Linked DNA regions of Mus musculus: region 2 is linked to region 1. The links are chromatin loops, found by intact Hi-C in ENCODE. Cell type or tissue: left cerebral cortex. All regions are shown on one strand.

The links. Peaks named below come from ENCODE experiments on the same cell type or tissue, not always from the same donor. Only the 100,000 strongest peaks of a DNase experiment are listed, where the experiment ranks them.
Region 2: a loop joins it to region 1, with 4 times the contacts of the local background. A loop is called at or near these places in 2 of 42 quality-filtered maps.

The regions. Positions count from the first base shown.
Region 1 is chr14:34,980,141-34,982,640 of GRCm38, reverse strand. All of the region lies in intron 3 of Grid1 (glutamate receptor, ionotropic, delta 1), which reads right to left. Among named protein-coding and RNA genes, the nearest start is that of Mir346, 87 kb to the right of the region's middle. In left cerebral cortex, no CTCF peak of the experiment used is centred here; a DNase peak (open chromatin) is centred at 1,384.
Region 2 is chr14:35,066,393-35,068,892 of GRCm38, reverse strand. All of the region lies in intron 4 of Grid1 (glutamate receptor, ionotropic, delta 1), which reads right to left. Among named protein-coding and RNA genes, the nearest start is that of Gm41133, 66 kb to the left of the region's middle. In left cerebral cortex, no CTCF peak of the experiment used is centred here; no DNase peak of the experiment used is centred here.

The DNA.
Region 1 (2,500 bases):
AAGCACGGCCAGGCCTGTGGAGACATTCTGCAGCCCCACAGTGGTGTCGTGGATGCAGCTTAGAAACAGGCTCTCTGGAAGAAAAAGTGAGTAAAGCCCTGGTTTATAGTATTTGACAATCTCCTTGGTATAAATGCTTCTAGCAAAGTAACTTTGGCTAAGCCTAGAGATATAAAGGTAGCCAGTATAAGCAAGTTTCAGTCCACCCCTACCAGGAGCATCCATGCAAGACCAGATCCATCACAAAGGTGTAGAGGAGATGCTGATGAGAGAAATCCAGGTGGGAGCCAAAGCTACAGCCCTCCAATGGCAATACAGACAGGATACCTGGCAAGGGCTGGGGGCTAGAGCAAGTCGGAGGAGCACACAATCCCTCCAGGGGATGCACAGAAAAGGTCTAGACCGGTACTTCTGCATTACAGTCACACAAAGTCAACCCAAATTCCAAGCTGTCTCAGAAACCAGCCCCAAGTCTAGAGGCTATCTTCCCAAAAAGTGAGCTAAATAGCAGCCCCACCCACCTGAATATAGTTTGAAATCCAGGGAAAGAACACTGTACCAGTACCTACTTCTAGAGGCCCCTCCAAACTGGAAGCTCCCCAGACACCTGCTATAATGAGCAGACCTGCTCCTGCATCTGAGCTAGCCTATCTCCAGAACAAACCTTCCTGCTCCCCCTAGAGCCAAAAAAAAAAAAAAAAAAAAAAGCCATGTGCACTACTACAAAAGACTACTGTGCACACCCTTCACACACTGGCAAGTGCGCACACACCCCATACACAACATACACCCCACACACAACACACATATACAATCCACACACAACACACATACACACAATCCTCACACAACATAACACACACACGCAACACATATATGCACAATACATAACACCATACCATACACATACCACATACATACAAATATAAATACACACCATGCACATGTACACACACACATGAATACACACACCACACACACAGTACACATACACACCACACATATACAATCCCCACACATCATACCACACACACACAATACATACACCACACACACACACCACATACATACAGATATAAATACACACCATGCACACACACACTAACAAACACACAACACAACACACACAATACATATTCACACCACACAAACCACACTCACTTGACAAGGGGGGAGATGCCCTTCTTGGCAATGTGTCGGAGCAGAAGCAAAGCTATTTCAGTTAGCATTCTAAAGCTGAATGGACTTTGCTTGCCGTCTATTTGCAGTAGGATGCCAACACATCTAAAATAGCATGTTTACTCATAGGTTTTTCTCTACATGCAAGTCAAGAAAAAATGTTTACCCTCTGTACTTCCTCCCCCACTAATTAAGCGCCTTCAGCCCACCACCTCCCATTCAGAGCATCCTCCTTTGGAGGCCCTGGCTCTCTAACTCCATTGCATATTAGAATCACCTAGAGGCTCTCAGTAACCTGCATCCCCTGTACCGGTGATGCCAAGCATCTGGAGGCAGGACTGGGCTATCTGTGGCTTTACAGTTAGAGTACTTTTTAACTCCTTGAGGGATGCTGCTGTAAGAAGCACACTTCATTCCCACTGGTATAGAAACTAAGCTAAAGGGGAAAGCCTCTGCTCCTCTCATTCACAGTGAAAAGAGCCTGGAGGGGAGGGGCTTAGCGCAGAGGAATTTTTCACTAGTAGTCTAGAGACTTGGTTTGCAAGTCAAAAGCTAAGAGGAGAGGGAATCAGGCCAATTCTGTCCCTCCCTGAGGCCAGCCCCCTCTCTGTCTAGCTCACAACATTTTATGCAATTAAGGAATTATTGAAGGAAGAGAGATAAATTAGGAGATGAGGAATCAATTAGATTAGCTACTAATTAGTTTGATATCTGTTAATAGAGGTGAGACTCTAACTAGTGAAGTTGTTACTAAGAATGGGGTCTCAGCATGATTCCCCTGGGAACTGGAGGTGCTGGGCTGTGGGAATGAGCATGGGAGGTCTCTGCATCAAACACCACCTCAGCCACTGTTCAAAGGATTTTCCAGTTTCAAGAGGGATTTATTTTTAAAGACCGAAAATGTAGAGCAATGTGTATAATCTACTTTAGGGCGGTTTAGAAGGTTTTTAATTCCAGATCAGTGTGTGGTCATTAAACACACATGAGACAGCGATTTCACCTAAACCACTCACCTCGGTCTCTATAGCAAGATGCACAGCAAGCATTTCAGAAAGGAAACACTGGAGAAGTCTGCTCTCCGCAGTGACTTCAGGGAGCACCTTTGAATCAGCAGACCCAGGCAACAGGCCAGCTGCTCCTCTCTGTGTGCCACAAGGTATTCAGTGTAATCCTGAGCTCTGTAATGTGGGGGCAGCCTTCTTCACTTTTATTGAGCTACGGTGGACCTGCCACAAAACTCACTCTGACGTTTAAGTATACTAATTTAACATAGCTAAGATCATGCTGCCACCGCCTCAGTCTGGCTTTAGAGTACGCTATG
Region 2 (2,500 bases), 86 kb before region 1:
AACTCTGCAAGGGAGGACCAGGAGAGAAGGCAACATTGAGATGTAAATAAATGAATAAAATAATTAAATAATAATGATTTAAAAACATGCAACAAGAACAAAAAAGTTACTAGCCAACTAATCAAGCCTCAACACTAAGAACCTAGAAGAGATAGATACATGCATGGATGATAGATAGATAGACAGACAGACAGACAGATGGCACAAAATAAGGCCCAAAATAAGCAGAAGGAAGAAAAGATAAAACCTGAAACTGGAAGCTCTAAAACCTACAGGTAAGGGTGAATGCAAAACAGAGCTAGATGCTTAAAAAGCTCAATAAAATTTACAACACTGATAAAGAACTGAAGATAAATATAAACTTCCAGTATCGGTAATAAAACAGCAACAAAACCCTGAAAACATCCGAGGAATAATAAGGGGATGTCACAAGCAACACTTTTCATTTAATTTGACTAATTCCTTGAAATGAACCCATTTCTCAAAAGCCATGAGCCAGAACAGTTTGCCTAACCTGAAATAAATAGTCTAAGTAGTCCTAAACTAACAAGGGAAACAGATTTTTTTAATTTTAAAATTCTCCAAACAGAAATAGCAAGTTATAGATGGTTTTACTAAAGAACTGTATCAGTTGACTTAGGAAAAATTCGATACAATATTTCCCAAAATAGAAGCTGGTGAAACTAGAGAAGGAATGTCACTCTGATAATAAATCACACAAAGATAAAGAGAGACAATAAAATTAAATCCTAACAAACATAGATGCATAAATTCTTAGCAAAATATTATCAATCGAAATTCAAAAATATATTTTTTAAAAGGCACAATACAACATGCCAGGGATGCAAAGATGGTTCCATTTTGAAAGTCAATTGATGCGCTCCACCATATTAAGAAGCTAAAATGAAAACAAATCATATGATAACTTGCAACAATGAAGAAAAGCCATCTTACAAATGTCAGTACCCATTCGTAATTTTAAAGATCTCTCCTAAAGAGGAGAAAGGGGACTTAACCAACTTGCCAGAGGGCAGCTGTAAGGAAGCTACTACTCACATCACACCAGGCTGAAGCAAAAGTACAGGCCTCCTTTCCTTTGTTCCTCGATCGAGAGGGAACAGCATAAGAATATTCTGTGTCACTCCTTTCTGGTCAGGATTTTAGGCAATAGAATTAAATTTATATGTAAATAAAAAATATCTAATAATTTTTAAAAAATCAAATGAAAGTCATATAGTTTGGCAGGGAGAAAAAAAGTAAAATTATTCCTATTTGTGAATGTTACAATTGTGAAGAAAACCACAAGAAATTTTGAAAGAATTTTTTAAAAAATAAATGAGTTCAGCAAGGTCACTTAATATTCAATCTACACATAAGTCACTCATATCTTTATATGAAATAATGACCCTCCCTCCTGGTAGGCTCACTTTTCAGAGTTCTGATTCACTATCATCAGCCATAGTCCAAAGCTATGATGCCAAACATGCCATCTATTAACCATTCGTAAGTTTTAAATTACTCACTGTTTTGGGTTTTGAACATCCAGGTGAAATCTCACCCAGCCCGCTCCATCCCACTTGAGGTATGAATCACCCCCTCTAACCAGCATAACCACGCTGTAATGCTAACCACACCACCCCAACTAGTCACCCAGTGGCCATCAGAGCAGCTGTCATAGTCTCTTCAGAACTATGTTCCAGACATCATTGTTTGACTTAGAAAATGGCCCCAAACACATGAGTAGTATTCCTTCATATTTCTTCATTTGCATTGAATCAGCCAAAGAGAAGCTTTAAGTTATATTCTTTAAGTGAAAGAGGAAAAGTTCTAAATTTAATAGGGAAAGGAAAAAAAATACACAAGTTGCTAATATCTCTAATAAGTATGGCTCTTCTACCAGCTAATCATTTTGTTGCTGTTGGGGAAGTTGTTTTGTTTTGTTTTGTTTTGTTTTGTTTTTTAATGTATGTGAGTACACTGCTGTTGTCTTCAGACACACCAGAAGAGGGCATTAGATCCCATTACAGATGGTTGTGAGCCACCATGTGGTTGCTGGGAATTGAACCCAGGACCTCTGGAAGAGCAGTCAGTGTTCTTAACTGCTGAGCCATCTCTCCAGCCCCTACCAGCTAAATTTTTAAGAAGAAAAAAATACACTTGCACTTTTTGTTTCCATACCTCAAACTTCAAAAGTTCCAGCCCTGTAACTTTATACCATCAGGAGAACAGTCTATGGTTCCCATATTTTGGTTTTGAATGAGTGAGTTTAATTAAGTAAGCAAGCCAAAGTGAAAACCTAGTGAGAGAAAGGTGGGGGGGGGGGAGTTCATCAGACCAAGTGCTCAAATATCCAGCCCAAATCGACCTGGGCAAGACCCCTTTAAGGACAACCAAATAGACTTTCTATTGAGTCTGAAGCTGAGCAGAGCACTTCCTTGAGGGAGGTTTTCAAGTCAAAGAACATATGCAGACAGAGATGACATCATTAAATTAGACACAC